Linked DNA regions of Homo sapiens: all the other regions are linked to region 3. A link is a loop called in an ENCODE intact Hi-C map of the cell type or tissue named here. Cell type or tissue: endothelial cell of umbilical vein. All regions are shown on one strand. Region 1 holds the start of LOC124900828 (a long non-coding RNA gene). Region 2 overlaps SORBS2 (sorbin and SH3 domain containing 2). Region 3 overlaps SORBS2 (sorbin and SH3 domain containing 2). Region 4 overlaps SORBS2 (sorbin and SH3 domain containing 2).

The links. Hi-C counts contacts between places; a loop is a spot of excess contacts. Peaks named below come from ENCODE experiments on the same cell type or tissue, not always from the same donor. Only the 100,000 strongest peaks of a DNase experiment are listed, where the experiment ranks them.
Region 1: it touches region 3 in a loop (4-fold over the local background); 2 of 110 quality-filtered maps call a loop at or near these places.
Region 2: a loop joins it to region 3, with 2.2 times the contacts of the local background. A loop is called at or near these places in 15 of 110 quality-filtered maps.
Region 4: it touches region 3 in a loop (2.0-fold over the local background); 2 of 110 quality-filtered maps call a loop at or near these places.

The regions. Positions count from the first base shown.
Region 1 is chr4:185,961,293-185,969,292 of GRCh38, reverse strand. LOC124900828 (a long non-coding RNA gene) reads right to left here and starts at 4,044. Exons shown (of 2, transcript XR_007058417.1): 1 at 3,469-4,044. In endothelial cell of umbilical vein, no CTCF peak of the experiment used is centred here; no DNase peak of the experiment used is centred here; H3K27ac peaks cover 1,001 bases.
Region 2 is chr4:185,720,778-185,728,777 of GRCh38, reverse strand. All of the region lies in intron 3 of SORBS2 (sorbin and SH3 domain containing 2), which reads left to right. Among named protein-coding and RNA genes, the nearest start is that of SORBS2, 87 kb to the left of the region's middle. In endothelial cell of umbilical vein, no CTCF peak of the experiment used is centred here; a DNase peak (open chromatin) is centred at 4,817; H3K27ac peaks cover 68 bases.
Region 3 is chr4:185,771,114-185,779,113 of GRCh38, reverse strand. SORBS2 (sorbin and SH3 domain containing 2) reads left to right here. Exons shown (of 27, transcript NM_001395207.1): 2 at 3,748-3,887. Among named protein-coding and RNA genes, the nearest start is that of SORBS2, 37 kb to the left of the region's middle. RefSeq lists a silencer at 3,505-3,799. In endothelial cell of umbilical vein, no CTCF peak of the experiment used is centred here; DNase peaks (open chromatin) are centred at 3,603, 4,073, 5,523, 6,573 and 2 weaker places; H3K4me3 peaks cover 2,894 bases; H3K27ac peaks cover 5,097 bases.
Region 4 is chr4:185,689,882-185,697,881 of GRCh38, reverse strand. SORBS2 (sorbin and SH3 domain containing 2) reads left to right here. Exons shown (of 27, transcript NM_001395207.1): 4 at 7,271-7,320. The coding sequence starts at 7,311. Among named protein-coding and RNA genes, the nearest start is that of SORBS2-AS1, 110 kb to the right of the region's middle. In endothelial cell of umbilical vein, no CTCF peak of the experiment used is centred here; a DNase peak (open chromatin) is centred at 3,851; H3K4me3 peaks cover 483 bases; H3K27ac peaks cover 1,652 bases.

The DNA of each region.
Region 1 (8,000 bases), 190 kb before region 3:
ATATAATTGTTAAGAATGAGTAAATTAGGTAAATGGAATAAACATTTCTAAATAAACTTGTCCTAGGTTCAAAGATTTTTAAAAATAATTTAAAATCTGAAAGTTGTGTTATATTAAGTTAAATAATAGATCATCATGAAACGTCTGAGTCATTTCTAAATAAGTTAAGGTACTGAAAGATTAATTAATAAGCATAAGTTCCAGTTTATATACTTTGGCATTTTGTTTTTATAGGTTATTTTAAAAAGCAAAATGTATTTGGATTTGTTAATAAACATACGAAGATTCTAAAAAACTAATGTTTCTAATAATTTTAAAATGTGTATTTATAAATTACTAGTGCAAACAGTCAAAATTGCTTACTTCTAGGTTTTCAGTAAAAATTAAGGCTACTAAGAGTTAAAATTACAATTAATACATTTAATGAAAACTACCAAAAATAAGAAGACCAATTTTATACGCAAAATATACAAGCAAAACAAGAGGTATTTCTGATGAAAAAAGTTACAAAAAATGAAAAATATGTGTTTTGTTTAGAAAAGTAATTTTATCTAGTTTAGAGTACGTTTAAAGATCATTTCAGAATAGTTTTTTAATGTTGTATATTATATTAATTAGATAAAATAGTTGAAAATATAACAGAGGAGCTTATGTGGTTAAACTAAGAATAAATAAATGTATTATAAGAGAAGAGATAATAAAGGATTTTTGTTTCCCTTTTGAATAAACTACAAAAGAAAAAAGAAGAGAAAGAAAAAATATTCCATGTGCATCACACTGTGTTTATTAGATCTTTTGTTTAAATAAGTGGTTATTTTTCTCATAATGATCTGTGATGGCAACCTTTATTTTGGCAACTTTCCCCAAATCAAAATTAAGTCTTTTTGACCTCAAAGTAACTTTTAGACATTATAGGAGGGCCCCTGGAAATCCAAGAAAGACATTAAATTAGACTTACTTGATATGTTAAATTATATGACAAACATTGTCAAATAAGAAATGATGTTTAACCTTCTTTGAGGTTATATTTGTGTGAATATGTTATTGACATATGTGTTCCAAAATTGTAAGAGATTCCTAGAAATCCTAGAAATTATGTTTTAGTATATGTTATCAGTCATAACGCTAATGTTAAAATGTTGTGTGCCACAGAGAGGACCAAATTTTCTTGACAGTTGCATCATTATTATTGTGAATTCCTATCATATCTTTAACCATAGCCATTTTACATCTTACTGTCCACAGTTAATTGCTTTATTTTGATGTTTTTTTCTGAAAGCTCTTTGCAAGTGATTAGAGTCCTAAAATGTTGTGTCTTCAAGGAAATATATGGAAAGAACAAAAATAATTCTAACTCTGAGTTCATACCATTGGACTGAGTTTCCATAACTCGAATGGAAAAACTGGACTCAAGAAAATCCTAACTTACATTGGCAGAACAAGAATTAATTACATGGGACTGAACTCACAAAGGATTATGACTTTTTAGTGACTTTTTGTTTGAAACATATTTTTTATGTTTTTATCTGCATTGTTAAGGAAACTCTTCTATGCTATCTATAGCTTGCAGCAATTTGCTAACGTATATTTTTATGAGCAAAATTGAAACATTTACCTTTGTCCCTACCTGATCCCTCCAAAATTTGGCAACTGCGAGTATTCTAGTTTTAAGGCAAAACAGTTGTTTGTGTAAGTACAGTCCTGAGGTGCGTCCTTGGCTTGGCTCCTGAGACCTGAGAGGCTTTTAGAAAGTCCAGTCTGAGGTTCCTTATGAAAAAGTTCCCCACAAAGCCAATTTAAAAAGTGCCTATATGGTTGATCACTATTCTTGCTATACTTATGTAAAAAATCATAAAGACTAAAGACTAAACTTTTCTTATGAACAAATTAGTCTTGTTTTAATGACTTTTTGTTTGAAACATATTTTTTATGTTTTTTGATAGGTGGACTAGAGAAATAAAAATTATATTTCAGAAGACAACTCTAGTGCACCTGTTATTAGACTCTACCTCATTGTTTTTGAGGGTTTACTATCTACCTACAATCTGGACCAGATCTTGAATTATTTTAGTTTCCTGCAATATTTGACTATGACTCACCAAAGTAGTATTTGTAATTTTTCTCCACCCTTCCAGCTTGGAATCACTGAAATGAAAACTGCACTTTCCTGAAACCCTGCAGACTAAAACTGGATGGTCTGATATAGCCTTTGGAGAAATCACCACAGCAGTTTTATGTAGAAATAAACTTTCTGCCTATTACTATATGGGCCACTTAGAAAGCTCACCGGATGCAAACTGCGAACCGGAAAAATCCCAGATTGCCACTGTCTGCTCTCACTCCATATGAAGATGCTTCAAGTCTAACATCTGAAAATCTTGACTGGCTGCCCTCTAGACCCAAAGGTTTGTTTTCTTTTCTTTCCCTAGAAATGCCCTTTGCTACGTACATGACTGTTCACACTATTTGGGGCCTGACTTCGGTGGAAGCCAGTCTGCAACACTGCTGCTGAAATGAGACACAACTGTCAACTGATTAGCTGAAAGGCCTCTTCTCAGGACTGAGAGCCTGGGAACAGCCTGGGAGACAATCCACCAACCCGATCCGTGGACTGTCAAACTACCTATGGGGGCCGGGCGTGGTGGCTCAAACCTGTAATCCCAGCACTTTGGGAGGCCGAGGTGGGTGAATCACCTGAGGTTAGGAGTTCAAGACCAGCCTGGCCAACATGGTGAAACCCCGTCTCTACTAAAAATACAAAAATAAGCCCAGTGTGGTGGTGGGTGCCTGTCATCCCAGCTACTCGGGAGGCTGAGGCAGGAGAATCGCTTGAACCAGGGAGGCAGAGGTTGCAGTGAGCCGAGATCGCCCCACTGCACTCCAGCCTGGCGACAGAGTGAGACTCTGTCTCAAAACAAATGAACAAACAAACAAAAAAACTACTGGGGGGAAGTTTCAGACTGAAGAATGTTGAGGCTCAGAAAAATGATGCTTCAAAGTGAAGACGGCAGAAGCAGCCTCAGAAGCGAAGTTTCCCTGTGACCTTCTCTCACCCTCCTGTCTCTCAGCCCCATTCTCCCCTGAGGCCAGTCGCAGGAACTAGAATCTCTCTGCCCCAACGAGTGTCACAGAAACCAGAGTTCCTTTTCCCCAAAGCCAACGTGTAGCCTAAAGGCACTTTCACTTTTGGCTGTTTTTCTGTGTAAGAATTGGCCAGAAAAAATTTTCTGACCTATCTTATTTAATGGTAGGTAATAGGCCCCCCATTACAGAAAGGGTCCTGCCGGATACCTGCGAGGAAGGAAAGCTACACAGAGAGGCTGAGCAAGATCTGAACAGACAGGCCTCACCGAGTGTCCCTAGTTAGCCTGTTACCATTACATCATTTCCTTCTGTCCGGTCACATTTCTGCATGACTGTCCCTGCTCCCTGAAACCTGGGCACACAATCAGAGAGTTTCCCCGGTACCTTTGGGTCTTCATTCCGAAGGCTCCTGTGTATTGTAAAGCTGTGGTCGAATATATTTGTTGGGCTTTTCTCTTGTTAATCTGTCTTTGTTTCAGAGGTGTCCGTTTTGACCCCTATGACAGGGAGGAAACGGATCACTCCTTTTCTGCTGCTACAACAGGAAGTGTTGTGTCTCAGAAACCTGAACTCCAACATATGGCCCTTTGACATGCTGGATTGAAGAAGCGATCCCAAGGTCTCTCTGACCTACCCCTCACCCCCATTTCTCAATGTTTTGTCTCTCCCAAGGAACAGAATGAAGTTGTTCTCTGAGGATCCTTTATCTTCCTAGAAACCAGACTGGCCAAAAGAACACAACTGCCTTCCCTGAGTTTCATTAACTGCACTCATATCACAGGAAGAAAGACCGAAGTCCATCAACACCCCTGGGTACACTTTTGTCACAAACAATTGCCTGATCTCCAGTCACAACACGTTTTGTCCCAGGCCATCGTATGTTCTCCAAGTCCATTCATTTTCCCCTAAAAATCATTCACTGTTCCACAAATCGCCACATTTGTTGTATGAAGAGGGGTGTCTAAGCGTCTGTACCCCACTGGGTAATCATTCTGCAATTCCCCAGTGCTATACAAGTTAAAATAGAAATGTGTGTGTGCCTTTTCTCCTATTAATTTGCCTTTTATTTTGTTTTGAGACTGAGTCTTGCTCTGTCGCCCAGGCTGGAGTGCAATGGCACAATCTCGGCTCACTGAAACCTCAGCCTCCCAGGTTCAAGCGATTCTCCTGCCTCAGCCTCCTGAGTAGCTGGGATTACAGGCGTGTGCCACCACGCCCAGCTAATTTTTATATTTTTAGTAGAGATGGGGTTTCACCATGTTGTCCAGGCTGGTCTTGAACTCTTGATCTGATGTGATCCACCCGCCTCGGCCTCCCAAAGTGCTGGGATTACAGAGGTGAGCCACTGCGTCCGGCTTAATCTTCTTTTTGTCTGTTCATTTTCAGTGACCCTTCAGAGGGCAAAGAGAAAGTTGTCCTGTGGCCCCTCCAGAAGTTGGGTTGAGGATAATTTATTTTTATCAGAGACTTTTATCACATTTTATAACATGGTTTAGTGTAAAAACATCTGTGCTCCTCATGAATTACTTGTAGAGATATAAGTGTTTTATTTCCTCCTACCTATTGCCCAGAAGAGCTAATGTGAATGAAGCAATTTATCAGAAACGTCCTTATTTTTATCTGAACTCTGGTCTAATGGATGCTTTCATGTGAATAAGCATCAGAAGTCTCCATTTTCATGAAAATAAATGAATGAAGTAGGTCAAGGTGGTAAATCTAGACCAATAAGTTTAGCTGTTAAGGCACTTCCAAAACAAGGCATTTCAGCTCTAGTAAGCAGACACCAGCCCACTGCATTGTGTTTGAGATCTGAAGCTGAATATGGCTTTGAAGTGAAAAGACAAAGGCAATGACAGACTCAAAAGAATGAAACTACAGTAGACAGTGAGAAATTGTGCTAAGGAAAGGGGCTCCCTTTTTATCGCATTGGTTAATTCTCAAAACTGTCTTTTATATCCCTGTTTTTGGAATTGGAATTGGCAGTTAAAACTTATATTTAAAAACTTTAGAGATTTCATTACTGTAAATCTGTATAGTCAAGTTTGTGTTGGAGATGTACAAATTTAATTAAATAGGAAGTCTGCCATTTTGTTAGCTACTGCATTTCCATATAGCATAAGAAGTTATCCAATTACTTTCTGAAAGCAAAGATGTAAGAAAAAGTCTGTAATCACTCCTGGCAAACCCAATTAAAGCGGATTAGATTTATAAGAAGTATCTGCTCATATGTATCACATAGACATAAGAAGAGGTAATTTTAAAGAGACAGCCCTCCAATATGGGTGTGTTCTATACAGTGGAGCATCTGGGAGGGACAGAATGGATGGTACTACAGGATCACAGGATGGGTCAGTATCTTCTTCCTACTAGTTGTTCCTTCTGATTTCCCTTTCTATACCTCAAAATCCACAAATTTGGGTACCAATGTGAAGTATTCAATGTTTGATGAATAAACAAATGAACAATTAAATGATCAAATAGAAATACAAATATTAGCTGTGAAAATGATTGTTTTATAATAAGTTAGCCTTGTAGATTGTGTTCTGAAGTTCAAGATACTCTACATGCTAAAGAATGCTTATTTTATTTCTTAAACAAAAAGTTCAATTTACAAGGTATTTTCTGTGACTGCCAAATCCTGTGGATCTGTACAGTTGAATCAACTATTGTTATTTTCTCAAAATTCCTCAACAGGCACCAAATGTGTGTTTGAACATTTTTGATTAACTTTGACTTTGGTTATTGAAAAGTCACTAAGAAGTAAAATTTATCATTGTTTTTAAATTCTATAAAATGATTTTGGTGGTAAAGTGTTAAGGATGTTTTACTTTACTGGTTCTTTTATATTTATGATTGAGTTTTAAATTTATTTTTAAATAATTATAATTATTTTGGAGAAAAATATGCTGACCATATTTGTATATTGCTCTTGAATGTCATTTTATTTTATTTTTTTTATCACTTCAGAATTTCAAATAGTGCCTCTTGAATGTTCTAGTATTGATTTTAAGATCCTTTATTTTCTCTGAAGTGCCTCTAACAAGAAAGTGACTGAAATTGGTGAGCCAGAAGGAGAATGCCAGTGAACTTAACTATACTCAGTAGAGGATTCCAGAGGAAATTCAAATTTTTACCATTGAAGCCAGAGATGATCTTGTAAACTAAGCTGGAACTAAATAATAAAATGCTCAGACACTAGGAATTTTTATTGCCTTCTATAATTTGCAAAGTATCCTACCACAAACACAGAATAAACTATTACACTTACCTAAGATATAAAAAAGAAATAGGTGGAAGAACTACAGTTTGAGAAATGAGAAAATTATAAAGCATTTTGTAAAGAGCACTGCTATATCATAGATTTGCTTCACACTAAAAATGTTAAAGGTTTACAAATATTTGATTAAAATAGTGTTGGTAGTGTGGTAGCTGAGTTGAGAAGGTTGAGATTCTAAATGTTTATATTACTTACTCCAGGGTTATTCATTTGGCAAATGGTAGAACAACATTAGAATTAAAGCTTCGGGATGTCTATAGTTTCTATGTACAATTTAGAAGTAACCTGGGCAGCCCTTGGTTGTAACTATAGTTCTACTTGCAACCAACCAAAGCATTCCACATATTTTTTCTATGTTCCTGGAGCTTCCTTTCTCTGCCTCCAAGATTCTATTCCAACATGATCTGATGCTATTCTTTCCATAACATTGACAAGAAGGCTAACCTCTTCATCCCTCTCTAAAAATTGTGTTCCCAGCAAATATTCCATAAATTTTGTGTCTTTATTGATGATTTGGTGAGAGGCCCTTTGCCATCTTACTACCAGCTTTCTCTGAATTCCGTATCTTTTCCTCTGCCTCCACAGACCCAAAATTACCTCCCTTACCCAAAAAGTTCCTCCCATATTAAGTGCTAAGGAGACTTTTCAAGGAATGTTTTACAAAGGAAATTCTCAGCCATGACCATGCAAGAAATTCTAATAGACAATTTAAATATGTTATTGAAATACATTATGTTTGTGACATTATGCATGTAACATTATATGTGCTTCTTTACAATGACATACTACTCTAATTTTCATTGCTTCCAAAGTCTTAATATTTTTAACCAGAAAACAAATTCAATATGAAGACCAAATTCATAAGATTATTTACTGTAGAAGATCACCACTTAAATGACAAAAGTAGACTTTTTTCTCTTGGATTAGAAATTTTGTCATTTAAAATTTGTTAATTTTATTGAAAAATGTTTATAAGTAAAGATTGTAACAGTATAGAAAATTATATAGGAAAAAATAAGTTTCATCTCCATATCTTAAACCCTCCAATTTTGCTGCCCAGAGGCAACCATCATCAGTAGATTATTTTCTTGTACATCTTTCTAAAAGGTATAAATATTTCTTTTTTTAACATAAATGGCTCCCTTTTTTCACACTGTTATACATCTTGCATTTTCTCTACTTAATCGTTAGCGCATAAAGACTTACAACTCTACCTCAAGTTTTAATATTTTGTTATAATTTTTATTCTCATTACAGTTAACGGATGTACATGTAAAGTTGTATTCAGCAATTACAAAAACAGGAATTTCTGCCATTTCCTGTTTGCTGGAGGCAATCATATTAAAATTAGCTCTTCTAGTATTTACTTCCTCACCTCTAAGTGTTCGTATTTCCACTTCTTGATATTTCAGTTTTAGGCAGTAAATATTGACTTCTCCCTTTGGAAGGTGAGGATTTATTTCTCTTTCAATCATACGGCCTATACCCACCATGCACCTACACTTGCAGTCAGCTAGCCTTGAAATACTATACTTTTGCTTGTATCAATACTCAGTACTTTTATAACTGTGGCTAAGTAAAAACTACTCAAGCCTGAATCATGTTTACTACAATTACTTTGTTTTCCTATTCAACAAAA
Region 2 (8,000 bases), 50 kb after region 3:
CAAACACTAAATGGGCGATTTAATGAGAAACCTGGGAGATGTCACCCTGGGAGAGAAGAAAATAGCATTGCATCTTAATTAATTTTCTCCCTGATCTGAGAATCGCCATGATTAACTTTAGAATTAGGAACGACTCCGATTAAAATAATGAGTGCTCCTGCGCATCCTTTTGTGATGACAGGTGAACACAGAAGGCATTCAGTTAACCAGATTTAGAAACAAGAGCCTGTGGTTTTGCTGCTTCACCAGAAATCATCTTACCGACCACCATGCTTACACAAAACAAATGGAGAAAGAAGTATTACCAGTTTTCATCCAGAGCATAAGAGATAAGAGCCATCAAGATTACTAGAGCTAGATGGAATGGCAAAGACAGGACCCTAGCAAAATACTTCCAACTGATTCCCATCCAGAAATACAGGGGTTTTTGGGGCAAGCCAAAAGCCTTAATCAACCCTACAGTCAGGTGAAAACATTTGCCTAAGTAACAGACGGTAGAACCAGAGCTTGAAAGCATGGAGTCCTGGTCAGGTTCTGTCCAGCACGCTACTCAGTGGACTTTCTCGGGGAGCACAGTCACTGGTTTTGCATAAAACCTTCCAGGCTCCATAATGGAAGGGAGAACCTTAGCTGAATCGAGTTCTTGGGCAGGCTGGATAGACCCGCAGACTCAGAAAGCAAGCACTGGGTTTTCACAATAGAAATATGTTTTTGAACATTCTAATAATCACCACAAAAGTTATTCTCCATGAGTTTACTGAAAAAAATCAATTATAAGAAATTGACCATGTATAGTTTTAAGTGTTTTTCAATGTCTAACTCCTAGTCAAGGATTATACCATAAGGATGGGTTTAATCATAAAAGCCAACCATATTCCAGTGAAAGTCATCAAAGAAAACATAAAATCTGTCTGGAGCAGATTCAGGGACAAACATTAATCAGTAACTCAAAACAGTGATTAAGGTGCATTTTTCTGAAGCTTTATTTTTTCTGAACAAGCTGTTTATCTTGATTTATGTTAAAATGTGTAGCAAACCTGGTCGTATCAAAATAAAATAAGCCTAATCATGGGACATTTTTGTAAATCATGCTTTTTGTTACAAAATGGTTTAATAACCTTGATAAATAGGGCTGGTTTCCTAATGAAAGCCTATTTATTTACAGAAGCTTGTTGAAATGAAGTTAATAATGTCTTCAGGCTTTTCTTTTTTAATGTAAACATGATCTGATAAAAGCTTAATTTAGTAATCTGATAACAAAGTTATTAACCTGTCACTGATTTCAGAACAATCAAATACATTGAAATAAATAAGATTTGCTAAGTATAAATGCCTGACACAAACGTATAGTTAAAAAGTCAATTACCAAATTTATTGAAATCCTTTTAACTTCTACTTGTATGTGAGTATTGTTACTTTGAAGGTAAATCATTGACAAAATCCATTGACTGCACCTATCTGGTTAGCTGTAATTGTGACGGCATAAGCAATAGGGTCGTTAATACAAACGTGGACAATCCTTAAGAATCTGTCCACTCTTCAGAGGGGATGAGAATTTGCTCTGATGAAACTATTTTGATCACATCAATGTAGGTTGAAGTGAATGACTCGTTTAGTAGCCATGGAAATCACACCAAGCAATACAAAGAGATGAGCACGTGTACTTCCAGATGCTGCTGCTTTTGTGGTGGCGTCTGTCCAGGGCTTCTGATCTGTTCAAAGCGTACTTAATGTCCCTAAATCCAAACTCGCTTGGTTTTGCTCTCCCTTTACACTGTAGTTGATTCTCTGTAATAGCCTCAAGTAAATATAAAACAAGGCAACCCAATACTTTACCCACAGGACCCTATGTTCCTTCCAGAAATGTGTCTCCTATTTAAAGATGCATGCCCAAATGTGCTAAAACAGACCCTCCTCCCGGATGCATCTCCATAGCTTCTATTTCTGAAATCCCTGGTTTATGTCCAGGCTTCCATACTATATTTGTGTCTATTTTTCCTTCATCTGTTTCTATAACTTTCTAATATATTAATATTTATACATTTGTAGAACAAACCGTGTAAGAAAAGAACATCAAGGAAATAAGCAAGCAATATTCTGGTTCATTCAAGCCAAGTCTAGTGGTGTAACAAAATATATTATATATATAATATATTATACATCTAAATATCCTTATGTTTCTGTATATGAGGTTTCCAGAACTATTGTTTGTTAGCTTAAGTAACAGAGCTTATACAAAGTAAGCATTGTAGGTTAAGTATCTTGGGGGAATGGGTCTTTTGAAAAATGGTCCCTGAAAACTTTGGTTATTATTCTATTTAAAGTCAAATTGTACTATTACATTCCTTTGATATTTAACCCATATTTATTGCAAGCCTGTTATACATAAGGTACGATGAAAGACACAGATGTGAATAAAGCATGATCCCTGCCCTCAAGAAAACACCAACATAAATAACATAAAGTAAGACAAGATGAAGTGGCACAGAAAAGGAACTATATTAGTTTAAATGAGTGAGAGGGATTTATGTGGTTTTCATAGGGGACTATTTTGAGATGGACTTCTAAAACTGTGTGTAATTTTAAGAGTAATTAGAGGTAATCTCAACGAATAAAACATCTCACAAAAGATGAATCAAAATCACACCTGCCTCGCCACACCAGTCATGGGCTCCTGGAAGGCAGGGATTCTTTTGGATTATCCTGACACTCCTACTACCCAGAAAATATCTGACACAATGTAGGCATCTGGTTAAAATGTGCTAATTAAACTCAAATGAAGGCTAAAACATGAAATGTACAAAAAAAGGAGCAACAAAAAGTTCAGTTTGACTAAAAAACAAAAAAAAACTGAGAAGGAAAATAAATTCTTGAAAATTAGGTTAGGATCATGTTGTGTTGGGCTTGGTTTAGAATTTATTAATAGATAATGTGAAGTCAGTGTTCCTTTCAAAATATTAGCCTTGCAATTGCAGCTTGGAATTAAAAGGAGAGAGATCAATATTAGGGGGAGAACTAGGGACAGGAGAGCCAATGAAAAGATTATTATGATAATTTATTTGATAAAATAAAATTAAAACGACAGAAATGACAAACCTGAAATTAGAAGCCATATTAATAAGTACTATATGAACAACAGCAAAAACAAAGATCAAGACAATAATAGCCCACATTTATGATCAATCCCTATGTCCAAGCACAAAGTTAGAATTTTGATTAATTACTTGGGGTTCTTGCCACACAAAGTCGTTACTCCCAAGTTTATAGGTGAGGAAATTGAAACTCAGAGAGATTAGCTATGTCAAAGAAGCTCTGCTAGAATCTATATTGGGATGCTAAATTAGACGGCAAGTATGTTTGACCCACTGGCATAGAGTTCTACATGGTAGGTGGCAGAACCCACATTTAGAAGCTTTCTCAAATGCCGCTTCTCCTTTGAACACAAGTGGGTAGTTAGAATATCCAACAGCAGTGTAATAATTCCAAACAAGAACCTCTGCAGCCTGGCGCTTTTTGCAGGATAATTTCCATCCTTTTGTAACTAATGGATTATAGCAGGCTGTGATGGTTTCTAGCTGTTGACCCCAAAAGGCTGAAGTTCAATATAAATATTAACAGGAGAAATGCTCAAAAATAGATCTGCCTAAATCCCTTTTTGAACTAGTCAAAGATTTACCATAATTGATAAAAGAAAAAAGCCTCTTCATTAAATGATAAACTGGCAACACCGTCTTATGTATGATTCTTTTGTTTTTAAGTACACTGAGCATGAAAGATATGCAAGGTGCTGAACTAGGAGCAGTGAGAGATAAATGGTGAAAAAGACACTATCCTTAATCTCACAGATGCTGCGGTGAGAGAAACAGACGTGAAGGAAACTAGTATTTAGCATTGCTCAAGGAAAGTGTTTTGAGAACACAGAAACAAAGAATAATCAACTCAGGAAAAGGAAAATCTTGAAAGATGGGTAGAATTTTGTAAATAAAAAGGTCAGGGAAATTCTACATCCAGATTCGGGAAACAGCATGAGCGTCCATGGTGGATTCCAGGGAGAGCAGATAGTCTGGCAAATTGAGAGAGGTGGCCGAAGACGAGAGTGAAAAAGGAGAATGGAGTCAGGTCATGGGGTGGCCTTGAGGTCACACTAAATTGTTAGAAGTTGACCTCTCAGACAGCAGAGGCCCCCCATACTTTGGCTAGGTATTAGGAAGAGTCCTCAGGCAACAATATAAATGACAGTGAAGAGAGGTAGGAAAGTTAGGTTAGAACACCCACCGGAGTTCTCAAAGGCAAACTCAGTCTCATCACCGGTTGGCCCATAGGATACTGTTTTGTGGGTTAATTCTGCAAATATCACAGCACTCTAGAAAATACTAGATTAAAGGATAACTGGTGGCTATGAAGACTATTAACTAGCTGCTCATCCTTTTGTCTTTTTTTTTTTTTAACTCTCTGGGCAGTGGAATATCCCAAGTATTCAATAAAAACATGCAAAAGTTGTCCCAGCACAGCTTAAGATCAAATTTATGGTGTTTCCACTCCCCAAACACCCAAACATCATCAAAAAAAAGCCAATACTGAAAGAAAATAAGAAACAAGAGGTAGGTTAAGAAACCCTGGATCTTTTTCATACTAAGCTTCTTTTATTGTTAACTTCACTTGGAAGTTGAAACAACGAAAGGCTAATTTATTAGACCCTTGAAAGCACTTCCTGCTGTTCAACAGTACAGAAATCGGCATGCCGAGTAGAGGAGGAAATAACTTGGAATGTCAGGTGCTGATCAGTAGATGCCAAAAACACTGAGAAGGGTTGCTTCTTAGTTATCTGTTCTTAATGTACATGGCACACCAAGAAAAGTTTGAAGTAAGCAAAGTGATTGAAAATATGTAGCTGCCACGTGGCTGGAGCCCATGGATTAATATACTGAGGTTCCTCTTCCTTATTCCCTTATGAGCCCAGGACCTTGACGTTCACTGAAGAAAGGTCAGCGTGCTGCCCTGTGTCTATGAATTACTTTCTTTCCTCAACTCCACAGAGATAGTGGAACTAGAAAGATGCCTGCTTTAAAAAAGAAACATTACAAAACTTCAAAAGCTGTTACATTTCCAAGCATGGATAAGACACACTCCCTACCTCAAGCCCCCAAATTCTGTATGCCTTAACAAATACTGGAAATTACTCTAAGGAAATGAATAGAATAAGACTCAGACTACTGCTTGGAGCAATCAGCATCTCTGCTCTTTCTGGCTATTTGAGTGCACTGGTACGGGCTGTCCTTTCTTCTCCCAACTTCCCTTAGAGCCTCTGAATTATTTTCTCACGAACCTCATGGAAATAGATTGCTCTGTTAAATACATTGCTTAGGTTTTAGCACATTAAAACATACCCTGTTCTATATGATCCATGATGCAAGCTAAATTGGTGCTCCTTCTCCAAAGACATAAAACTGTTTTCAAAGTTCTTAAGGGAGACAGAGTGAAACAGTCCTTGTCTCTGTGTTTTCAGCGAAGTTGCCACCATGCTACCAGCAAGAAGCCATCTGTGTTATGTCAGGTGCTTGCCTCTATGGCCAGAGTTGTGCCCCAAATACGATATGCTTTTAGTGGCTGTGGGATTTATTTTATTTTATTTTTTTTTAATGGTTATTGATTTATTACAATTTTATAAATTAATTTACTAATTTACAAATAACTTTCTGAGCTCTTACATGTGCAGGCACTGTGCTAGGCCTGTTACAAACTCTGGAGAACTGAGTTATCCCCATATACAGATGCAGATACTGAGGCCCTTTGGGGTTGGGTGACAGCTCAGATCGGCTGTGGGATTTATTAATTTCTCAGATGTTTGCCTTCTTCCCACTGTGATGACATGAATACAGCTCTGGCGCATTTTAGCTACAAAACAAAATAAAATTATACTGAATCTTAGAAAACTGTTTATTTTCCTGGGCACTTTGGGTAGGCTTTTGGGTGACATTAAAAGTGTTAAAAGCTCATGCTGCTGGTTAGTAGGCACTTAATATCAACAATATTATCAGTGATTCAGCCTTTAATTAAGAAAAAAGAGTCAACATTCTTAGCCAGAGTATGGGTGTGAAGGAGGAGGTTCCTTATGGGCTCTTCAAACAAGACTCTTTCAACAAGTTTCTCAAAATTCTGTCTCAGAATAACTAATAATCTATTCCCAATAATTTTTTTTATCACCAATCAGATGCCAGACACAGATTCATTGTAGAGTACCATTCTGCAAAGCCTGAAGTGATATTCACAGTTTTCACACTTCTGAAAATATCCAAAAAGGCAATGTAGCTGCTTCGTGTTAAACTACATTAGAATAAATTGCAGAGACTGTTTTCCAAATAATGCCACTTTTTAAATTAAATGCCCACATGAATGATAATAATTTAGAATTAACATAATTTATCATAGCTAATTAGAACTGAAGAATCATTTTGCGATCCAAAGAATTAGAAACTCTTTTTGTCTTACCAGAATTTCACAGATGTTTTTCATATTTTTTAAACAAAATTTGGAAAGTAACCCATATGTCCCTGACACTGTTCTCTGGAAAGATAGATAAAGCTTATACGTGATCATAGCCGTTTCATCATCCTGTCTGGACCCAGTGACATAATATGATCTCTTTTTTGTTTATTTTTGTGGGTAGTTCTGAAGCACTGTTTGTTCCAAACATCTCTTACAGAATTCACGACCTTTTAACAGGTATTAATGGTGTTTATATAGTGACTTGGAGCTTAAGTGATTGTTTTGGCTGAAATCTAAAGAACTTCTCATTTTTTTTCTTCCTTGACTACATTTTGCTACATATTGAGAAGGTTGTTTTGGAAAAAAATGTATATATGTGCACTCTCACATGATAATTCTCTCTAAATTATTTGGAAGTTGAGCAACACAGGGCCTAATTATACGGAACCAAAGTCTGTAATTCCTAAGAGGAAGACCTCAGCTCTCTGGAGCAGTGCCACTCCTCATGTGATTGATTTCGTCTTCTAAGACAGCTTTTGTTTTCCCTTCTTTCCAATGCGTGCAAAACATAAGCCACTTGACTATGCAGAAAGATCTGGGTATTTTCTTCTTCCACTTTACAGTAAAATATTTGACTTTGAAACTGTGCCCAAGGGTTCATCTTCCGGCTATACCAAAAAAGTTATTTCTCCATTATGCTTGGTTTCCAAAATTCCAACTGAATGTGACGAAAAGGAGGGGCTCTGACTTTCTTGGGCTGCTCCAGGAAGTTTGCCTGCAGAAGCTTCAGGGGCTCCAGTTCTGCTACCAGTTCTGTCATTTGCTTAGGAAGGTAGGGCAAAGACCCAGTCACCGTGCTGATCTTGTCTGCAAAGAGATCAAACGTTCACATCTGTCATAGTTAAAGAGTAGGTGGGGACCGGGTATGCTGGCTCACGCCTGTAATCCTAGCACTTTGGGAGGCCAAGGCAGGCGGATCACCCAAGGTCAGGAGTTTGAGACCAGCCTGGCCAACATGGCAAAACCCCGTTTCTACTAAAAATACAAAAATTATCTGGGCGTGGTGGCAGGCACCTATAATCCCAACTACTCAGGAGGCTGAGGCAGGAGAATCACTTGAACCCGAGAGGCAGAGGTTGCAGTGAGCCAGATCACAGCCAGGGCGACAGAGTGAGATTCTGTCTCAAAAAAAAAAAAAAAAAAAAAAGAATAGGTGGGAAAGCAGGAGTTAGGAAGTGGCTCACAGTTGTACTTTGTGGTAGATTGTCTCACACTATCCTCTGAGCAATCCCATGAGGCAGGTGGATGAGGAACTTTAGTATCATTCCCAATGCAAGGGTGAGAAGATTGAGGCCCAGGGAGACAGAGCGATGGGCCTACGGTCACGCGGCTGTCACTTTGTGTCGGAGCCGTGGCTGGAATCTAAGCTTTTAAGGTCCTGGTTCAAGGTTGCTCATCCCACACGGCCTCATTTCAAGGGGTGAATTATCAGTACCTCCACTGTGAAAAAACTG
Region 3 (8,000 bases):
GCATATAGAATTGGAAGTTTTAAATGTTACCAGCGTGAGCCCAGATTCTCTCTTACAGTGAGGATTTTATTTTTACCAAGCTCTGTGAAACACACAACGCTCAGGTGCCGCCTGAAAATGTGAGAAGTCATTCGGCAAACTAATGAGGTTATTCAGACACACTCTTAAAGTTGGCGTGCTCGTTTATTTAAGGCCGGAACAGAGGTGGAGCGAATAACAGAAGGCCTCTCTACTCCAAAATATGGGTCTTTCTCACCAGTTCTAACAATTGTAGAGTTATTGGGGTTAACAAGATCCTCTTTTGGGATGTAAATACCCTCTAATATGGTTTGATCTGTGTCAACTATGCCTTAATGATGTACAAATGATCTAGATCCTGGCCTTTCCACATCCAGTCTGATGGGACTCAGTGCTTGCTTTAATCTGGAATCAGCTGTTCACGTATGCAGATGCTCGAGTCACATCCAGAGTCATTAAATCTGACTCTCTAGGGGCGGGGCCGGGGTACTGGTGTTTGTAAAAGTTTACCTTATATTCACCCAGGGATGACAGACACTACTTCATATCATTTCTCTCAAGTTTCAACATGTTTACACGCAGCCTGGGGATGTTGTGAAAATGCACATGCTGGCTCAGTAGGTCTGGGTGGGGCCTGAGGTTTTGCGTTTCTAACAAGATCCTAAGTGATGACGTTAATGTTGGTCCGTGGACTACTTTTTTAAGAAGCAAGGCCCAAGACCAGCGGTTTTCAAAGTGAGGTCAAGAATCACCCGGGAATTTGTTAGGGATGCAGAATTTCAGGCCCCGCCAGACCTACTGAATCAGACGCTCTGGGGTGGACCCAGCAATCTGTTTTTACGAAGCTTCTGGGTCATTGATGCTCACTACCTTTTGAGAACCGTTGGCCTGCATGGCACTGCCCAGTAGAAATAGAATGCAAGTCACATAGGTAATTTTAAATTAGCTAGCAGTCAGATTTGAAAAAGTAAAAAAGAAACAAGTGAAATTAATTTTAGCAAAATATCCTATTTAACATACTATGTCCAAAATACTGTCATTTCAACACATAATATAAAAATTAATGTCATAATTTACATTCTTTTTTCAACGTGTGGTCAATATAAAAATGATATGATAGTTTACATGTTTTAGGAAGAGACAACATTAATCTATTTTTATTTGTACAAATTTGTGGGGTACAAGGAGAATTTTGTTACATGGATGGACTGCATAGTGGTAAAGTCACGGATTTAATGAATGTGTCCATCACCTGAATAATGAACATCGTACCCACTGAGTAATTTCTCATCATTCACCTTTTTTTTTTGTATAAAGACCTCAAAATCTAGCATGCATTTTACACTTATATGACATCTCAGTTCTGACTAGCCGCATTGAGCTCAGTAGCCACATGTAGCCACCATATTTGGAGAGCAAAGCTTTACACTTACAGCAGAGATGATGGTACTGACTTTCACCAAATGCTTGCTGTGTGTCAGACATTACCCAGGTAAGCATTTTCTGTGCATTATTCCTATGAGCCCTATGACAACTCATTATTATCCCTGTTTTATACGAGAGTGGGTTATGTTGATCTTTGTTTCCTTAATGCCATAGCTTCTCAAGGAAAGCCAATATTTAAATGCATTATACCCTTTTTTGGTATAAACTATTATAAGGAGGAAAAAGAAAAAAACAATTAAAAAATGTGTCTGTCTGCAGCTAGGCTTCCAATTATTACCAGTAGAATTACCATTCCACATTGAGGCCAAGAGAAACAAATATCCCATGTTAGATTGGCAGGTATTTAAGACATAGTAAAATGTAACCATTTAAAATAAGTGAAAAGAAAAATGCTTTATTCTAGAGTCATTTTTTAAAGCCTGGTATACATTTTTAAAACAAAGTTGATCTTATTTATAAAATTCAGATTAGAGATTTCAAAGTTAATTTATAATTTTTTAATTTGAAATACAGTTTTAATATAAGGTCTATTGAGCCAAAGGATTTCACTGTTTTTAAATAGTACTTGAAGTAGTAGTCATGTAACCCTTTTTTTTCACATGGCATAATCCTCAGTATTTTCCATAATCTATTTCAGTGTCTTTCTTTAATGGCAAAGAAAGAATTGAATTTGAATTTGATATAAGCATCTAGCAACCAACCCTCACATTAATTATAAAATATATCAGGGCATTTTTTTTTTTTTTTTTTGAGATGGAGTCTCACTCTGTTGCCCAGGCTGGAGTGCACTGGTGCGATCTCAGCTCACCGCAACCTCCACCTCCCGGCTTCAAGCGATTCTCCTGCCTCAGCCTCCCAAGTAGCTGGGACTACAGGCGCGTGCCACGACATCCTGCTAATTTTTTGCATTTTTTTTAGAGATGGGGTTTCACCATGTTAGCCAGGATGGTCTAGATCTCCTGACCTCATGATCCACCTGCCTCAGCCTCCCAAAGTGCTGGATTACGGGCCTGAGCCACCGGCAGTTTTTTATACTGAATTCAGGTTGAAGACTCTCTTTTCATCTCCCGATGGAAAGCCTCTCAGCAGTACTTTCTGACTACTTAAGCATTCTTTTTGTAATGGGGAGTAGGGGGTTGAAAAAAACCAGGGATTTCATCTATTGGAATGAAAGCGTTCATAAACATACTTAACTGCTTCCTTGGTAGAAAGTAAGTAATTTTCCTCCCTGGTGGTGGTGTAAAGGCACAATGACTCAATGGAAGCCTGAAGTTGGTCTGATGACACACAGTATCTTCCTTCATCCACAATAGAAAGAGATCTCAGTCTTCAGCTGCCATGATGTGAATAGTCTCATCATGTGAAAAAGTCTGGAAAATATTTAAAAATTCTGTTTTTATTTATTCTCACTGCATCTGTGTGCTCTAAACCCCTGAAGGCAAGGACACTTCATTCTGCCCACCACTGTATTCCCAGAGTGCTTGGCTTATAGTAAGCTCTGAAGTGCTCACCAAATAAATATTTGCTGAATGAATGAATGAATACGACTTCTTAATTTTTATTTCTAGAAACAAAATGAAGGCTCAAAGTTTGTCAGTCATTGCCAGTGACCCAACCAGAATGATTTCTTCATTGGCCTGTGGAGGCAGAAGCAGGGGTCACTGTTTGTCTGCCTCATGTCACTGAATGGTCCCCAGTCTCTGCCAATAGATAAGAGATGTCAACGCTTAACCCAGTAGCTTTCAAAAATAGCATAGTTGATGAAACTGGAAATTTAGGTGCGGGCTCTTTTAAGAAATCATTTGTCTTCAGTCTTAAGAATAGACTGACAACAGATACTGCTACCAGAGGGCTCTCAACTATTTCTTAAGACCCCCTAGGAAATATCAGAAGAAAAGCCTCCTTCTCAATAAAGCATAAGTAGGACATCTCGTTTTCAGTGAATCAGGTAATTCATTTTGAAAACTTGAGGAGCACTGTGTTTCTTTAAGATTCCAGTCAACTTTGGGTTTGTTTTGTTTTCAATGGTGCTGGCAGTTTTCCTCAAAATTTAAATGAATATTTGCACAATGAACCAAGTCGTTGTGGGTTTCCTGGTTGGTGTTTTCTCCCCCCTGGAGTGGGGGGTGGCGATCTGGGCAAGGCATTTTCATCCCTTTGCAGACAACCCCGGCTGCTGTTAATGCTGAAAATAGCTCAAATGCTCTCAGAACAGTAGCACCACCCAGCAGCTGGGATTCTTTCCCTCTCTCATTTGCCTCTCTCTTGCTTTTTTTCCTTCAGACACTTGGATTGGACTTAATCTTAAACCTCTGGAGTTCAAGACCTTTTAAAAAGGGCTAAATAAACAATCTCTACATGTAAAAGGCCACTGACTCCTACTTCCTCTGTATAGAGCAACTGTTGAACTCAGCTGCCTGTAGGTAAGATTTTTTATTCTGGAATTATTTAATTGTTTTCTGGTATGTTCATAACTAATGTCTTTAAAATAACTTACTTATAGTGAAAATAATAAGGGGAGTTGTGAACAATTTTCAGGTAAACACGGTGTTCCAGAATACAGCAGGAGCATCTGGGCATTTTTGTGGCTGTAAGTTTTAAACTTTGCTTAAAGCTCTCATAATAGTGACCTGCAGTACACGCTTGACTATGACTAAGCCATGGATCAGAGGTCTAATTAAGCCTGATTGCCAGAGCAATGAGAGGATGTTTCAGACATCATATTTTTGTTGTTTAGACTGCTTTATTTTTAACTTTCCAGGGGCATTAAAAAAAAAAAAAGAGGAAAAAGATGCAACCATCCACCTGAGTAAAGATAATATATATAAGTAATTGTTCTTTAAGGGCAATGAGCGAGCCGTATTGTATAATGTTCTCCTTTCATCACTGTTTCGTTCATTGCTCGTGTGGAATTAGAGTGGTTGATTTGGGGGAATCTGGGGGTTTTGTTTTTGTTATTGTTGTTTTGTATGTTCCTAGCACATTTTAGGGGACAGTGTTGAGGATTCCTTACTAAGCTGACTGTCTTTTGCTGGGTACATCTGCTGGCAGGTTTCTCTAACGTGACAATGTGATACTTCGGGTCAGTTTCTGTGGCTCCCCTCTCCCCCTCGTTACGCTTGCACTTGACATTTTGCGAAGTACTTTGATCTGTGGACTTTAACTTCAAACACAGCATTTACTTTGATTGTGGCTATTTACTATGCTCAGTAAAAAGTCTCCTTTTTTTTCCTTTTGGTTTAATGCTTTCATAGCATTTCCTTTAAACAATTTATTGGAGCTTTAGTTTTCCTCACTGATCTGTCTTAGATTTCACTTCTAGAGGGACCCCCAATTGTAAGAAAAGTGTTCTCTGGTAAAGTTCTCCCCAACACAGACTTCAGGACAGTTCATGGCCCCTGTCTGGCAGATGTGTAAGAGCAAGCAGCAAATGAGAGTGCACAGAGCCCCGCGCTGGCTGCCCTGCTGCCTCAGAATCTCCGTGTGCCTTGGGGCCCAACTGGTGCTTTTTAAAAACATGGATGCTGAAATCTTTGGAGTTCAGAAATACTTTTTTTTCAGAAAAGTTTATTGGTATCACAGAGCACATATCAAAGGAAAGCATGCATTTTAACCACATAAGGATCGTCTGAGTAACAAAAACGGGAAGAAATAACAAAGAAAAAGAAAATTAGAATCAAAAGAAAACTGGAAAAAAAAAAAAAACCTTAGTAGCCAGAAGTCTGTTTTACGAGTGAAACTTCTGCTGTGTAAGGGATAAGGGATTTCTTAAAAATGTATTTCCTAAAATGGGCAAAATGTAGCACTTACTAGCCATTCAATCAGCTTTGGAATATTCTCTTCATTGTGAAGAAAGCACAGGTGTGTGTGACATTTGTTCCCTTCTTCTTTCCCACCCCAAGCACAAGGTATTTTCACAGTCCTCAGCCAAATACAGAGTTTGACGTTCCCTGGCAAACGGTCCCTGCGTGTTCTGTTGAAGGTTAGGAGTAGAATGAGCCTAATCCTGTCAGGAGACTGTTTAAGTCCCAGTCAAGGACGCTAGCTCCTCAGCGCTGACGCAGTCTGCCCCGTCCTCTGCACCTTGCTAAGAAGGACAAACGCAAGTGGCCACAGGACAAATCTCCAAAGGGGCGGAGCTGTGGAGAAAGCTACGGCAGAGATCTCCCTGGATTAGGAGCAGATGCAATCGAATCTCCAGAACTTGGATTTATAGTAGAAAAACCTAGAGATGTTCAGTCTAATCTTTAAGTTTCCCAAACCTGGGCATTTCATTGCCACTTTTCCCCTTCAAATCTACATTATAAGAAGCATGTCAATCATCGCATTTATGTGTATGGTTACCATTTTAAATCCTCCCGTTATTTTGAGCCTGGGCTTTGTTGGGGGGATGGGGTGCGTCTAGCTAGAATACTCACTCTCCCTTAGTACTGGGAAGCCTTGGTCTGCAGGGCTGAGTGCAAATATATTGCTAGAGGTGATAGTCCAGCGGCAAAATTAAATGGCACCAGGATGAAATCTTTTTGGAGAATGGTAGGTGATCATTCCATTCCCAGGCAAGCCATTTTCCCCCTGTTTTGTTTTGTTTTTTTTTTCTTTCTGTTTCTCTTCACCCCTGAATTTTACGTTGAAACTTTGGATTGTTTGAATGTGAAACTTCAGGTGAAAGCTAGCCAAAGCCACCGAGTTTCACCCAGCTTCCACATGAAAGAAGTATTCTACCCAGCCTTGCACGAAACTTGGCCTGTGTTGCCAAAGGTTTCATGAATGTCAGTGAGCCTGGATTTGAAACATAACCCAAGGCCAGGTGACTTCTGGTGACTTTGAGGCTTTATTGTATTAGTATAGAATCTGCTGAACAGGGACAGTCCTATTTCCGCATCTTCTACTATAGTTTCATGAGGGCACACGTTTTCCCCCAGTAAACTCCCATTTATCTCATGATGTTTGAAAGCCAGGTTCAATCCTAATGTGAATGTTTGTAGCCGTGGGATCGAAGCACTGGCAGATAGAGGTCTGCGTTTTAAATTCCAGCAGCCTGGCCCTCAGTGGTGTGAACATGTTGGTATAATTCAGCTGAAGGAAGGAAGTCCCGGGAGAGCCGTGGAATGCCTTTCTTTGCTTAAATATACCTCTGTGCTCGTGAGGAACAAACAGTAACATTTTGTCCAGGTCTATCCGCTTGACAGTATGCCTTTTGTTCCCTCTCCAAAGGTGGTGTCAAATATATTGGTGGAAAAATAATAAACTTCCAGATATTTTTTTTCCGCCTGCTCAACTGATATACTCCAAGGGAACATTGCAAGCATTGAGAAGTTCAGTACTGTGGCTGGGAATGTAAGGTATACTGAGAATAAAGGAGCTCTCAGTGAAGGCAATGTCCCTCAGAAAAGCATGGCGACCCAGAGTTGATGTGGGTGTGAACGGTCAGATGGTCCCCGGTTGGGAAGGGGTGTGTGTGTGTTTTCTGGGTCGGGGTAGTAGCGAGCAGAGAGGAAAAGGGAGATTTGTAAGCTTTGTTCAGCAAATCTGTCACATCGAAAACAAAAATAATCAAGCCCAGGATCTGAAAACATTCCTTTCTTTTGTAGATCATATAAATTTGTGTTGGCTGAATATTGAATTTTTTTGTATTATTTTTCTCATTAGAGACACCAAGCATTAGGATTCCAGGCATAGTAAATAATCTCCAATGAAAATATGACCCATTGGGAAACATAAAATCATTGCAGATAACTCCCATGAGTCAGTCCCAGGAAGGTCCTCATGGTTCTCTGGCAGTTATGAAATGCTAAGCCACCCAGGACACTAAGATCTGACTTGTCCTTTTCTTAGTTGGGAGATTTCTAAACTCATGTGAAGAATTTTCATAAAAATGAATGTGTGGCCTCACTAAAGATTTAGGCTATCTTTGGTGAGATACATAGATATAGATTTATTATAAAATTAAATTGCCATCAAATTTCATTTTGAAATTTCATAGTCACTTATATATTCAATAAAACAGACTTTCATTAAAGATGTGGTTTGCATTTTAGCAGGTGACATGCAGTGGATGCCCTAGTAGAGAAAGCACTGGAAAAGCTAGCAATAACACAATTTGGAAGTGCCATATGTAGAAGCTGCTTTTTAGCACTGGCTTCACCAGTCATAGTGTAGCATTTATCAGCATATGTGATTTGATAGCCCCAGACTGGTACAGTGAGCAGAGGAAAGGAAGATGTTCAAATGGAGGTTCTAGAGAAAATCATTCAGAACCATCCCACAAGGAAGCTCTCACTAACCATATCAAGGTATAAGGAGTTCAGTAGTTTTAAGACATTCATCATCCATAACAAAACAGAAAAAGGGGAAGGATAGGCTTGGCGTGGTGGCTCACGCCTATAACCCCAGCACGTTGGGAGGCCGAGGCAGGTGGATCACTTGAGATCAGGAGTTCAAGACCAGCCTGACCAAAATGGTGAAACCCCATCTCTACTAAAAAAAAAAAAAAAATGCAAAATTAGCCAGGCATGGTGGTGCACACCTATAATCCC
Region 4 (8,000 bases), 81 kb after region 3:
TGAGAAACTTAGCAAAGCATAAAATTTTAAAAAATGGTTCTTTAAAAAGATCAAGGCTTTTCTCCTCAAAATAGAAATGTGTGCTTCTCAGTACAAGGTGGGAAATCAGAGGCACTTTCCCTTATTGAATTAAGCAGGAGTAGGCTGCCATCAGGATGTTATCACTCTGCAATTTGTCACACAATTTGTTATGTGACATTTTATAGACATCTCTTTCCATTCAGCCATCGCTTTCGGCTATCAGCTGTCAAAGGGAAAGAGAATGATTTTTTTAAAAAAGCTAATCGTCAAAACCTTTATAGTGTCACTTTCCCTTAGATCCAGTAGCATTGTCTATAGCTGGGCTAGAAGGCAAGGGTTTGATTCAACTATTTTCTTAGGTTTTCTCTTGTTCATGGCAATGTGTGGGGGGGAAAATCTTAGCTAAATAAAGGATCTTTTTAAGGAAGAAAGAAAGCTGCCTGGAAAGTAGAATTCCTTTTCAATTCCAACATGTTGCTAAGCTGGGTGTGGGACAATTGGGAGACGGGAAAATCCATAGAAATCAGTCTAATAAACCATATGGCTTGCTTCAATCTAAAGCAATACAATAATGCCCCATGTATTTTCAGGAAAGTCTAGATTATCTTCTTAAGACTCAATCAAAGGTAAAGATCTGCTTCAAAATATTTGAAATATTAGTGAATGGGAATAATGCCAGTTTGCCAGATTGGGGATGCTTTGCTGTCTAGCGGGGGAGTCGATGATAATGACATTGGTATAAATTGTTCGGATGCATAGAAATGGGCAGAACTGGGATTTGAGTCAAGCTTTGCCTATTTCTTGACCCATTCTTCCAACGCTATTCAGTTTGCCTATACATGTGTTATAGGGATATTCTAATTAATTCCTCACATGTCTCTTTGATAAGGTGCCTGACTTATGAGATCCTCAGTCAGAATCTGAATTATTTTCATTAGAAATTTTTTTGGCTTTTGATTTGCACATTATAAGCCAATGGAATTCTCCTAATACTGTACTATCAAGTTGAACAAATGACTTAGTCTTAGAAAAAAGATGCACTTGAAAATACTTAGATGTTGTTCCGTAATGATCCCTAAGATTACAATATAAAACTAAGGAACTCCATGAAAGTAGGGTGGCTAGGCACAGTGACTCACACCTGTAATCCTAGCACTTTGGGAGGCCGAGGCGGGTGGATCACTTGAGGTCAGGAGTTCGAGACCAGCCTGGCCAACATGGTGAAACCCTGTCTCTACTAAAAATACGGCATGGTGGTGCATGCCTGTAATCCCAGCTACTCGGGAGGCTGAGGCAGGAGAATCACTTGACCCCGGGAGGCAGAGGTTGCAGTGGGCAAGATCGCATCATTGCACTCCAGCCTGGGCAACAGAGTGAGATTCCACCTAAAGAAAAAAAAGAAAGTAAGGTGCTGGACCAATGTTAAGTCACATGACCATTTAAAGCAAATAGTGAAATGAGTGATTCACCAACTTTGAGACCTTGGAATAACATCAGAAGGAATCATTTACCAGGTGATCAACTTCTAATCAGTAAAGTCTTTAGGGAAAATTGATAAGTATTTTGAACAGCTTACATTGTAAAGTCTCAAAAGGAAAATTGCTAGTTTCCTTGGAAGACATATAGTGCTCTTTTTTCAGGAAATTTTTCCAAATATCAGGACATTTGGTCTAATTAAAACTAACACTCCGCGTATTCTCATAAAAAATTATCAACGGCCTCATGTTCATTTATTTCTTTATTATTTGTGGTAATAATGTCTCCTTATTCCTAGAAATGATGTTGAATGTGTTCTGGCCTCAGCATAGATAAATAGATGCCGCGGGTAATTCGGCTCCTGAATAATAAGGAACATTTTCAGGCACTGTTAGCACAGGAGTTCTGGGAGGTACTTGGTGTTCTTATGAGCATGGACAGTCATGCCGCTACTGTTGACTTGTGTGCCACCCACTCAGGCAGAGGAGTCTCTGAGCCAATTTAGAGAAACTAGTCAGAAGAGAGTTTCTAAACTCACAAAACAAACTACTTGGAGTTTTCATGTGACTATTTCAAAGCAGCATGTTGACATATAGGAAAGATAGGTGAAGATAAATGTCAACCTGAATTAAGTCATTTGACTATAATAGAAAAGTGAAATCACTTGGCATTTATGAATACTTCTTATTTTACCACAGTCAGAGATAGAGAGAGATGCATTAATACATTGATCACTTAGGGCAGTTTATCCAAAGAGAGTGCTACAAATGATCCCATTTCAAAATAAATAAGTAAATTCAAGTTAAAATCTGGTGCATAACCTTAATATGATTGTATTTTTATGTTCATGTTTAAAATACATCTCTTTAAAAAAAAAAACTAACATCCTGCAATGTTTTCCTACTACTTAAACATCAATATGTCCTTTTTTGAATAATATATGAACTGTGAATATGTTAATTTCAAAATAACAGTAGCAATGTATTGGCTTAAGGTTCGTCTGTGGAAAATCTTTTGGGCAACTCCTCCCATTAACTGAGCTAAAATTCAGTCCTGTAGTTTCATACATGGTCTTGGTGCTTAAATTCAGGTCTACAAAAATAAAATGACCTACATAGAATTCTTAGCCAAAACTGGGGAAAGGATTTTGTCTCTGCTGCTCTTCAGAATGGGATGCCTGATAATCAAAACAATTCAAGCAGAATTATGAGACAACAGGCACAAAGGCATGTTCATGCCCATGCAGGATCAAACTCCTTAGGATCCTCTTTCAAAAGTTAAATTACCCATTCTATTCTCTTATACGTATTGAGAACACAGCCTGCTCTGATTCCGAGAAAAATGAGATGTCTGATAATCCAAAGAAATTCAAGCAGAATTGGCCAGGCGTGGTGGCTCACATCTGTAATCCCAGCACTTTGGGAGGCTGAGGCGGGAGGATCACAAGGTCAGGAGTTTGAGACCAGCCTGACCAACATGGTAAAACCCCGTCTCTACTAAAAATACAAAAATTAGCCAGGCGTGATGGTGCACGCCTGTAATTCCAGCTACTCAGAAGGCTGAGGCAGGAGAATCCTTTGAACCCAGGAGGTGGAGGTTGTAGTGAGCCGAGATCATGCCACTGCCCTCTAGCCTGGGCGGCAGAGTGAGACTCCGTCTCAAAAAAAAGAAAAGAAAAGAAAGAAAAGGAAAAAGAAAAAGAAAAAAAAGAAATTCAAGCAAAATTAAAAGACTATAGACCCGAAGTCATGCTGTTTACAGCCCTTCCATGAACAATCAACACAATCTATTGCCATATGTATTTTGACAGTGGAGGCTACTCTAATCCATAAGTAAAACCAATCCATTGTTGTCACAAATTAGGACACATATGAAGTTGCTTTTTATATGAAACTTTGACAAAAGTAAACACAATCCCCTAGCACCTATTGAAAATCATGCTGACACCTTCATGTTCGGAGACTTCTTTGCTCCGTGGATTGTCTGCTAAGGCTCAAGGTAGTCTCCATGTTATGGTCAGTTCTCATAGTCTCGTCCCTGGTTCAATTCCAAGTTAAGAGAATACTTGAGATGCTGTTGTCTAGCAGCATGCAAAGACTCTAGGAATTTGATGCTTTCCAGAATAATCTGTGCTTGTTATGTAAGTACAATCAAGGACACTTTTTCAGAGCAGAACAAAAGAGATTAGATTCGCTTTAGTTTGAACTGTCTAAAGAGAGTTCTCAGTCGTGGATTTGTTAATGGACTTAGCACAAATAAGGGAAATAGAATCGTGCATTTTTATTAGTCACCCAAGAAGCCTTTCGGTTTCAGGTTCTTCTTGAGAGCTCAATCACTGGGATTCTTCTTTTAACGACTTGGAAAATGTCTTGCTTGATTAGGAAGTTAGTCATTTCACATTTTGACATCTAAAACAATGGGAAGTTAAAAAGCCTCACAAATTACATTTATAAGTAACAGGATACATCACTTTAAAGATGAAAACCTCAAGGATTTGTGGCGCCTTTCTTTGTTCTCGTTAATCCTATTTTACTTTTTGAGTGTTAGATATTCTGTAAATATCGGCATTTGAATTCAAACAATAGGTGTTGATAACTAGTTCTCTAACTTGGTACAAAAACATTATTATTGTCTGTCAGCAGATTTTGTATTCTGAGAGTTAACCTTCTGTATTTGATGTTTTCTTTGTCAATCACTATTATTCTAGCCCGAATACTGTCTTCCTCATTCCGTTTTAAAACCTTAAGCAGTTGTAAGCACAGCGTTGCCTGGTTTCAAAAGGAATGAAGAAGTCGAATTTGGGAAAGGTCCTCATAATCCTCATTTTCTGGAGGTTGTTTATCCCTTCTTGTTTTAGAAGTTGCCTCAGTCTCAGTCACAGACATCCCCTGAGGCTTTTCTTTTCCATTTATTTTGTCCATTTAAGGTTAACATATTAGGAGTTTTGCTACCAAGAGCTACCGAGAGATTAAACTAAATACGTTTGAAGGAGCTTTCCCAAAGCTCCTGTGCTGGCCGCTGCCCTCTTCCCTGACTTCATCGGTATCCCTCAATACAGGCGGTCTTAAGGCTACCAAGCTGAGTTTTTAGAAATACGCCACATTTTTTCTGTGTAATTCTGGAGAAGAACAAAACAAAAAAGTAAAACAGAAATGTGCCTGTTTAGTTGCATACACTGAAAAATAGGAGATAAAATTCACCATCATAAAATTTCCCTCAATCATTTTTCAGAGTCTGTTGGCCTATGAAATGCCCCAGTGAAGTTCCCCATAACCCTGTGGAAACTCAGTTCTAGCCTGGCCACGCTAAGCATGGCTCCTGCCCTGCTCCCTACACTGCAATGATGCCCAGGGCAGACGGACAACGATATGACACTGAACACAGACCACACAAAAATTAAACACCATATAGTAAGGATATCGTCTATATTGTTTTCAGCGTAGAGCTCTAAAAACATATACTGAGGTGATTATCAGTACTGTGATTTTACCTATTTTAAATGTTCATTAATTTAGCATTTATTGAGTCCTAAGGTATTAGTAATTCAATCTAGGCAAATATACGTGTGTGTGTGTATGTGTGCACATATACATGTGTATATAGCAAAACGAGGATTACACTATACATATATATCTATATATAAAATCTTGCTTTATAATTATATTTCATAGGACTTAAGTGTATTTTTAATGTTATTTTCTTTCATCATTTTCCCCCCACTGGGAGAGAAGTACCATTATATTTAGCTAATATTCACATTTTGATTTTATTATTATAATTTTTCATCAGTAATGAACAAAGCCAGGCTTTCCAAAAGAGGTGAACTCCAATAGCCACATTGAAAGAAAATAATAGTTGTGAGTTGAGCAGAGGAAATGGTCAGAAGGGAGAAGAGGGTGAGAACCTTGGCAGACAAAGGCAAGAAAGCCAGGAAGCTCATTTGCTGCTCTTTTTAGAGACTAAAAAATCTTTATTTATCAAAAGTCTTTCTTGACAGGTGATCATGCCAATGATTTCATTTCAAATTTATCCTCATTCATCCAAAAGGAATAAATAAAATTCTTGAAAATGTTCGGATGTTGCAGTACTGATGCGCCTGGAAGCTGTGAGTGTGTTGTGCTGTGCGGGGGGGTTCTTGTGGATACTCAACAACAGGCCCACTCAGGAGCAAAGGCCAAGTGGCCGGGGTCAGACAGCTCTTGCAGGGAGCTCTTGGACTTAGGAGATTTGCTACCTTATCAGCGTGTCTTTCCTCTTTGGTTTCAGGGTATGGGTAAATAAGAAACTCCATAAATGGGCTAAGAGAATATGCCAGAGAAAGAACTAAGTCATCTCACATGTCATAAAACGATACACAATATTTAAAACCTTTTTCTTTGGGAGGCCGAGGCGGGCGGATCACAAGGTCAGGAGATCGTAGCCATCCTGGCTAACATGGTGAAACCCTGTCTCTACTAAAAATGCAAAAAGAAATTATCCGAGCGTGGTGGCGGGTGCCTGTAGTCCCAGCTACTTGGGAGGCTGAGGCAGAAGAATGGCGTGAGCCCGGGAGGCAGAGCTTGCAGTGAGCCGAGATCGCACCACTGCACTCCAGCCTGGGCGACAGAGCGAGACTCATCTCAAAAAAAAAAACTTTTTTCTGAGACAACCCCTTTCTGCCAACCGTTTCTAGCGAATTAATCTCAATTGCTTTGCATCCAACATTTCACTGGGAAAAATCAGCATTCAATACTAATGCAGAGATGGATTTTGTAGTGACCATCTATTTCCTGTGTCTTTAAAAAAGAGAAAGATGAATCTCATCTTTCTTGACAGTGTCCTGAAAATATGCGTTACATTCATTACATATTCCCCGGTAGTCAACTGACCTGCACATGTAAGGCAATGATTTTAAAGTGCCAGGGTCACTTTTAAAACTCTGGAAGAGGACACTTAACAGGCAATCATTTCAGGCTTAGAGAACAAAAACCATTTGTATAAATATTTGTAAAAGAAATTTAATTTTTTAAAAGGAAAACTCAACCAGGCACGGTAGTTCACACCTGTAATCCCAGCACCTTGAGAGGCTGAGGTGGGAGGATGGCTTGAGCCCGGGAAATTAAGGCCACAGTGAACTACAATCACACCAACTGCACTCCAGCCTGGGTAACAGAGCACAACCCTCTCTCTAAAAAAGAAACAAACAGGCCGGGCACGGTGGCTCACGCCTGTAATCCCAGCACTCTGGGAGGCCGAATCAGGTGGATCACGACGTCAGGAGTTCAAGAGTAGCCTGACCAACATAGTGAAACCCCGTCTCTATTAAAAATAGAAAAAAATTAGCTGGGTGTGGTGGCATGTGCCTGTAATCCCAGCTACTTGGGAGGCTGAGGCAGGGGAATCGCTTGAACCCAGGAGGCAGAGATTGCAGTGAGCCAAGATCGCACCACTACACTGTGGCCTGGGCGACAGTGGCGGACTCTGTCTCAAAAAAAAAAAGAAAGAAAAAAAGAAAAACAAGCACAAAACGTCTCCATTTTCATCCATTAATGCTCACCATTAAACAAAAGCATAAAAACAGAATATGTCTGTTTTATGAGCATGGGACCAATAATTAAAGTTTAACATGAACAGAATTATAAATTCTTCCTACCTTATTAAACACTGATTTAAATAAGACTAATGATAATGTGATATTAACTTACAGGTACATCAAAAACAAAAATGCGACACACTTTCATGATATTTTCTTCCACATGCTAGTGAACAATTATGCACCATTTTTTTCCTACAGGAAAACTGAAGACTTTAATAACAAACTCTCCAAGGTGAAAATGAACACAGGTATGCTGTCTGTTAGTTTTAAACTCTTTTAGCCTTGCTCTCTAAAAATCATGTTGGCCCTAAATCATTAGTTTAGCACTCTTCTGATCCTAAATGTGATTCTGAGTTTCTGATTAGATACATAGCATAGATTCATTACTTTCTTTCTTTGTATTTGTGCCCCACTCTTATAGCCACCAAACATAGAATTTTCTCTTCTATTACTTGCTCCTACTCCCTTTTTCTCTAATCACATGTTAAAACTAACTCCTATAAACAATAGGAAGAGGTAGTATGTCGTTTGTTTGTGTACTTTTGAAATCTCTCACTTAAAAATAGGCTAAATTCAAAGGCAAGTTGCTCTAGAAGAAAATATTCAAACTTACCTGTTCTATAAACTCTTTATGTTGAAGAAGTCAGCAGATAGAGTGCCAAAGTTTTATACAAAATCAGCTTAATTAACCTATAGTCACAATTCCCATAGTGTTATAAGCATTATATGTGTAGATGTGAGAGTAGTATCTCCAAATAACTTAACAACTGTGTCTCTAAACTGTATTGTCTACATTTTAACTGTAAAAGTGTTCATGATACATGCTTTGTACATATGAACTTTTTTCCACAGTAGAAATAATTTGGCTTATAATTTTGCCTTCCCCCCACCTTGAAATATACAATACAAAGTAATTCAAGAAACAACT